Linked DNA regions of Homo sapiens: regions 2 and 3 are each linked to region 1. A link is a loop called in an ENCODE intact Hi-C map of the cell type or tissue named here. Cell type or tissue: mammary epithelial cell. All regions are shown on one strand.

The links. A loop is a pair of places that touch in the nucleus more often than their neighbours do. Peaks named below come from ENCODE experiments on the same cell type or tissue, not always from the same donor. Only the 100,000 strongest peaks of a DNase experiment are listed, where the experiment ranks them.
Region 2: a loop joins it to region 1, with 4 times the contacts of the local background. A loop is called at or near these places in 2 of 110 quality-filtered maps.
Region 3: it touches region 1 in a loop (4-fold over the local background); 3 of 110 quality-filtered maps call a loop at or near these places.

The regions. Positions count from the first base shown.
Region 1 is chr2:55,014,144-55,016,643 of GRCh38, forward strand. The region is part of intron 3 of RTN4 (reticulon 4); the gene reads right to left. It also overlaps the pseudogene RNU6-433P. Among named protein-coding and RNA genes, the nearest start is that of RTN4, 35 kb to the right of the region's middle. In mammary epithelial cell, a CTCF peak has its summit at 1,003 (motif pointing right); a DNase peak (open chromatin) is centred at 1,028; H3K27ac peaks cover 1,337 bases.
Region 2 is chr2:54,769,963-54,772,462 of GRCh38, forward strand. All of the region lies in intron 2 of EML6 (EMAP like 6), which reads left to right. Among named protein-coding and RNA genes, the nearest start is that of EML6-AS1, 20 kb to the left of the region's middle. In mammary epithelial cell, no CTCF peak of the experiment used is centred here; DNase peaks (open chromatin) are centred at 1,369 and 2,379; H3K27ac peaks cover 1,440 bases.
Region 3 is chr2:54,841,493-54,843,992 of GRCh38, forward strand. The region is part of intron 7 of EML6 (EMAP like 6); the gene reads left to right. Among named protein-coding and RNA genes, the nearest start is that of EML6-AS1, 92 kb to the left of the region's middle. In mammary epithelial cell, no CTCF peak of the experiment used is centred here; no DNase peak of the experiment used is centred here.

The DNA of each region.
Region 1 (2,500 bases):
AAATTACAGCACTTCAACATTACTGAATTAAATCTTAAGAACTGGAAAAAGATTTTAGTCTAGAAAATGAATGACAGTACAAGTTAAAATAGCAAAACAACGAGCATTTTAAAGTCTATAAAAAATTTAACATAAGGTACCAAAAATGAATACTAAAATTCATAAACTGAAAGTGACACTATTTATGAAAACTAATATGCTAACTTCTTACATTATAATCTAAAACATACAAATATTCTTAAACACCCAAAGCATTTTTAAAAATTTTTTATATAAAAATATGAAACACTTCACAAATTCTATGCGTCATTCTTGTGCAGGGGCTATGCTAATCTTCTCTGTATAATTCCAATTTTAGTATGTGCTGCTGAAGCAAGCATTTTTTTTTTTTTGGAGACAGAGTCTCGCTCTGTCACCAGGCTGGAATGCAGTGGCACGATCTTGGCTCACTGCAACCTCCACCTCCCGGGTTCAAGTGATTCTCCTGCCTAGCCTCCCAAGTGGCTGGGACTACAGGTGCGTGCCACCAAGCCCAGCTAATTTTTGTATTTTTAGTAGAGACGAGGATTCACCATGTTGGCCAGGATGGTCTGGATCTCCTGACCTCGTGATCTGCCCGCCTTAGCCTCCCAAAGTGCTGGGATTACAGACGTGAGCCACTGCACCTGGCCTCAAGCACGCATTTTTAAATTCTGAATTCAAGAATTAATAGTCACTAGGCCCTAAACAGATCTTCTTAAACTTTAATGTCTTCATTTAAGTATCCAGGTTTGGGGGGAATCTTTAAGGTCATTTCATAATGTTTATAGTAGTATGATTAAAGCATTTGTTTGATTTGGTACAAGATGTCAATATTCAAAATTGTTTATAAAAATTTTAAACTCATCTGTTAGTGCAAAACGATATTCACAGCTCGCTAAATTTCTCTGTCCAACTGAATTTATTCCACATAGTCAATTATAGATCATTCCACAGACTTGATCTTCCATCTGCAACACTAGATGGCACCAACACCCGTAGTCTACAGTTGATTGCCCAGTTCATGGAAGGCAATCTGGCAAACATTAACTTTCTGGCTTTTCCACAAGATTGCTGCCTGGCCCTAGGCAGCTAGATCAGAGTATGGGAATAGGAAAACAACTCTAACACCAAAAAAATACGTGGGGCAAAATAATCCCTAATCGGAATCCAAAATCAATTTTAAATAGATCAGAACTAAGTGTAAAATTAAAACTATAAGTAAATAAAAAATATATTTTCCTTTGTGAAAACTGAAAATGTCCACTGAAATGTAAACTAAAAATCTTTTAGAAAACTGAGGGAAAACTATAACACAAGAGTTTACATCCTTTATATGTAAAGAACTCTCATAAAATCAGGGAAAAAAATGAACACCTACATTTAAAAATGGGCAAAGAGTATGAACAAGCAAAAATCACAGAAGAAATACAAACTGCCAACATGTTCACATTCACTAATAATCAAAGATCAAAAAAGCAAGTACTACTTGCACCTATCAAACTGGTAAAGGGCTTTTAAAAAATACCTAGTACAGAATGTCCAGAAGAATATTTAAGGAACGAGTCATAGTAGATAACTCTAGGAAACAGCACTAGGCAGCTGGACAACAGAGAGAGAGGAAGAAGTGTGACTGTCACTGTACTTTCTGCATTTTGTATAATGTAAAAATATTATCTATCAAAAAATAAGCAATATGAATTGTTGGTGAAAGTAGAGAAATGGGTGTTTTCTTCTTCTGATAAAAGGGTAAAAATTAGTACAACTTTTCTGGTGGCCAATTTTTATACAAACCCTTATAAATGCTCATACCCACTAACCTAGGTTTTTATTTCAAATTGATTTATGGAAAATAATTCAGGGATATGTAAGACATATTTAAATATAAAGAGGTTAATAGCATTATTTATCAATAACAAAGGAACAATCTAAGGGTCCAACAATAGCAAAGTGACTGGTTAAACTATACCCATACTAAGGAACACTAAGTACAAAAAATCAGCAGCAAAATATTTAAAGACATGGAAATGTTTGCATTATATAAGACATTACTAAAGTTTTTAAAAGCTTATAAACAATATATAGAGTATGATTCCAATTTCATAAAACACTATTACATTCTTAAAAATACACATATGCGGCCAGGTGCGCTGGTTCATGCCTTTAATCCCAGCACTTTGGGAGGCCAAGGTGGGCAGATCACTTAAGGTCAGGAGTTCTGGACCAGCTTAGCCAACATGGTGAAACCCTGTCTCTACTAAAAATACAAAAATTAGCCAGGCACGGTGGCCCACACCTGTAATCCCAGCTACTCGGGAGGCTGAGGCACGAGAATCGCTTGAACCCAGGAGGCAGAGGTTGCAGTGAGTGGAGATCCCGCCACTGCTACTCCAGCCTGAGTGACAGAGCGAGACTATGTCTCAAACAAAAACAAAAACAAAACACATGTGCATTGAAAGTAGACTAGAATAATATATTCTAA
Region 2 (2,500 bases), 240 kb before region 1:
TCCCACTATTATATTATATTATTGTAATTTAGAATTTTAGACTTGACTGAATGCAGATAATTTTGCATTCTGTGGACTGATATGAAGAAGCCCTTTAATATTTTTCAGTAAAATTGATAGTCTATCAGTATACTCAAATATTTGTCCTGAGCTTCTTGCCATGGGCCAGTCTTGGGCAGTTTTCTAACTTAAATAGTGATCTTGCTTAACCTAAGTCATGTAGAGCTTGTTCAGTGTTGGATAAGGAGATGGTGAACTATAAATAGTATAAGGATATAATTTATCATCCAAACTGGGACATTTTGAGAGTCCTTAATAATTACACTGGGACAACAGGTGTAAGCTGGGACCGTTGGACATTTGGTCACTCTAAAAGTTGACACCAGCACACTTGGGACCACTTGCTTTCCAGTTCTGTTCCATGGTTCCTCATTCCTGTGGGATGATATAGCTGTGAACTCTACTGCATTTGGTCATTGACCTTAAATGAACTGATGGTTGATCGCCTCTTGCCCTTTGGCTTCTGTAATAGAGAAACCACAGTATTTCTTAGGGAGACTTGTTAGCACCCAACATCAGACTAAGTTTCTTAATTCCATAATCATCTAGTGTCTGTTCTTTCCACTTCTCACTTCCTAGTCTCTTCTCAGTTGCCTCCAGCTGGGCTTCTCTTGCCACCATTCCACAAAATCAGCTTTTGTTTATGCCATTTATGACCTCCATGTTCACAAATCTAGGGGTAATCACATCTCTGTCGTTAGTTGATACAGTTGATCGTTCCTTCCTTCTCAGAATATGTTCTTCCCCTTATTCCTGTGACTGCACGCTTTTCCAGCTTCTCCCCACTTTCCAGTGCTGCCTTCTTAGTATCCTCTGCTGAATGCTTCTCTGCTTGTCCTCTGTGTTGAATTGCCCCAGGGCCCTTTCCTACCCACAGTCACACTTTTGTGGATGTAGTAATCATCTTCATGTTGGTGAATGGTTGTACCATGTACTGAAATGGAAACACAGAGAGGAGCAGGTTTAATGTGGGGTGGGGAAGTGGAAGGTCAAAGGCTCTGTTTTGGGTTTAAGATGTCTGTTACAGGCCTGGATGACAATGTCAAGTGGGCAGTTAGATGCATGAGTCTTGAGCTCAGTGGCAGGATCAGGCCTGATGAGTTCTGTCATCCAGCCTATGTAATTTACTGAGCAGTTAATGGCGTGCTACACATTTTTGGAGTTATAATTACAGTTTAGGCTCTCTACCTTCTCACCAGATCATCCCTAAAGCCTTTAACCTGGACTGGCTAGATGAAGTGTCCCTTGGTATTCTGTTCCAATTCTTTCTTTCTCATCACGCTCATTCTCTGTCATCCTGTGAGTCACCACATGTCCCGTAACGCCACAGGCAACCATTCCTTACTCATACAAGAGCGGATACATTATCATAGGTATCTTACACCGTGTCAGCAGTTATTCAAAAGCCAATCTTTAAATTATGCAGCTTTTCTGCCTCAACTGGTCTTCATCAGCTGTTTATCACCATATTTCTATTGCTAATTGCATAAATGAAGACAGATGCAGGAAACTCTGGATGTGGGATGTCTTCTTTGAAAACGAATGCTGCTAACGCCATTTTCAGAACGTCTGCTACAAAATTCCTTCTATAAAATGGTAGCTATCACATATGTGTGTGAATGTATGTGTATATATGTGTGAACACACGCAGACACATACACAGTTGGGGTTGCAGCTGTTCCTCACAGTTGTCCGATAATCTGTTAACTGAGGTAGTGTCCATACAGTTTCTTTGAGGCATAAAATGATTATACACTGGGCAGCAAAACTGCAGCCTATTTTTCTACTCTGATAGTTTCATTTGTGTTACCTCTTCAAGAAGAAGATTAGAATTAAATTGACTAGGCAAGCAAAGCTGAAAATTGAATTAATTTCAGATTTGTAATAAAAAATGGGATCTCTCCTACTCAGTGTTAACTAGGACCCTGTAGGCTATACAAACTAAACTGACAGTCTCTCATTAAAATGATATTTTCTCCAGTGAAATGTACTGGCACTAAATAGTCTCTGAAATGCTTTATGCTGCAGGAACACAGCTGCCTTCAGGATTATGGAACTGAGAGCAGTTTTCATGAATCCCGTGGAAGCCACAGCATTTATTAAATTGTTGCAATTTTACCAACTATTTATGAAATTCCTGCTTTGTGCCAGACATTGTGCTAGGCAGTTTGGATAAGGAAGGTAGTTCATGATTCTTGTGATGAAAGAGCTTCCAATCTAATAGGAGAAAGTGTTACATATAAAACGAAGCTTGAAGTGACTTGGTTAGTGGTGTGAGAGAAGTGCTATGGAAATATGAACAGAGGTGACTAATTCTATCCAGTTGGTTTGGATAAGAAGGAAATGAGTAATGAGAGGTGTGGACTTTGAAGGATTTCACCAGGAAGAAAATAGTCATATGGAACGGTGAAAATTATAAAACATTTCATGTCAAGTTAAA
Region 3 (2,500 bases), 170 kb before region 1:
GATTAAGATCAAGATTATAGTTAGGATGTCCGCGTACCCCAAATTACCCCTTCTGTTGTCCCAGCATCCCAGCTGGTTTAGTATTTGTCTTGGCTTTTTTTTTTTTTTTTTTCTTTTGAGACAATCTTGCTCTGTCGCCCAGGCTGGAGTACAATGGCACAATCTCAGCTCACTGCAAGTCCCTCCGCCTCCCAGGCTCATGCCATTCTCGTGCCTCAGCCACCCGGGTAGCTGGGAATACAGGTGCGTGCTACCATGTCCAGCTAATTTTTCTATTTTTAGTAGAGACGGGATTTCACCATGTTGGCCAAGCTGGTCTCAAGCTCCTGGCCTCAAGCGATCTGCCTGCCTCAGCCTCCCAAAGTGTTGGGATTACAGGCATGAGCCACCGTGCCTTGCCATTTTTTTTTTAATAGACTTTATTTTTTAGGACAGTTTAGGTTCAGAACAAAATTGAGAATGTAGAGAGACTTACCATATACCCCTTCCCACCCACAACACACATACATAGCTTCCCTCACTATCAATGTGCCCCACCAGAGTGGTACATTTGTTCCAGTGGGTGAAGCTACCTTGACGTGTCATTATCACCCAGATGCCGTAGTTCATGTTAGAGTTCACTCTTGGTGGCGTATATTCTGTGGGTTTTGACAAATGTGTAATGACATGTCTCCACCATTATAGTATCCTACAGGATAGTTTCACTGCCCTAAAAATCCTCCATACTCTGCCTGTTCATCACTCTGCCTATTTATCTCTCTGCCCCAGATTTTTAATTTTGCAGTAAACAGTTTTTAGAATGTTATAATTGAAAATACTTTGATAGAACTATTTAGTAGGTCTTTCAACATAAGAAAGCTGCTTCCTTAGTCAAATACTTCAAAGTATTATGTAAATTTAGTTTTAGAGCCTCTTAAAGGCGTTCTAATTGGAATGACAGATTACTTGGTCACCATAATTACAGTCTATATCTTAAGGGGAGAAAAATTGGTCCCCAGCAAGGAAAGAATACTCCTATGTCTAGCCAGCTGGACCTAGAGCAGGAGTAGAGGCCAAGTCCTCGAACGTCTGATACTTTCTATCCCAGAGACACAGTGCCTGCTGGGGAGGCAAATTGGAGCCCATCACATCCTGGCCTTGTTTTAAAGTATTTAGGAAATTGATATTGCTTCTGTATTTCTAATTCGGATTCAAAAACTCACTGCCTAAACAAATAACAAACCCAGTAAGGAACAGAACAGACTGCAAAAAATCCAAGATACTGAGACTCAGGCAAGTGAGGACCTGCCTAGGGAGGATGAAATAGTACTACTGAGAGGGACGTGTGGACTTTAAAGGAGTACTATGCTTTTGGAGAAGAGGCTTGTGGAGAAGATTCCATAAATTAAGTCGGTGAAGAATAGTATTTTCACTGATAAATGTTTGATGGTATTTTGAGATTGAAATTGGAGTTTCATTTGCATATTTCTGAGACATGGTGCATCTGTTTATTCCGTAGGATATATCTAGATTCTGATCAAATATGTATTAAACTTGTTTAATATGATCATCAGCTGTTCTGTAGTGTCACCCACGTATAATTTTAACACAATGTTATTCCTAAAGGTTGAACTGATTCTTCTCTGATAGCAAATCTGAAGGAAATTATTCTGAAGGTTAGGTTTTCATGAAGACCAATTTATCATCTTATATTTACTTGATGATATAGTATTTAAAATACATTCTACTGTTTAAGACCAGCCTGGGCACCACATAGCAAGACCTTGTCTCTAGAAAGAAAAAAAACTAGTCTAGGCATGGTGTTGCACACCTGTAGTCCCAGTTACTTGGGAGGGTGAAGCAGGAGGATTACTTTGAGCCCCGGAAGTCGAGGCTTCAGTGAGCTACAGTGCTACCACACTCCAGCCTGGGCAACAGAGTGAGACCTTGTCTCTAAAAAATAAAAACAAACAATCCTGCTGTAGAAACACATAGTTATCCTAAGTCAAGGAAAAGCAGCCACTCTTTTGCAAACTAGATTACAAGGGGTGGAGGAAACATCCAGCGCTTGTAAGAAAATAACACAGAATGGGCTGGGCGTGGTGGCTCATGCCTGTAAACCCAGCACTTTGGGAGTCCGAGGCGGGCGGATCACGAGGTCAGGAGATCGAGACCATCCTGGCTAACACGGTGAAACCCCGTCTCCACTAAAAATACAAAAATTAGCCGGGTGTGGTGGTGGGCATCTGTAGTCCCAGCTACTTGGGAGGCTGAGGCAGGAGAATGGCGTGAACCCGGGAGGCGGAGGCTGCAGTGAGCTGAGATCGGGCCACTGCACTCTATAGTCTGGGTGACAGAGCAAGACTCCATCTCAAAAAAAAAAAAAAAAAAAGCACAAAGAATGGTGGCAGAGTTGATTCTCTGCCTCCAAGAGTCTTTAAGATGTGTCACATTTGATGGTATCCTGGTTAAAGGGCATTTACTTTAGGGTTTTGTGTGTGTGTGTGTGTGTGTGTGTGTG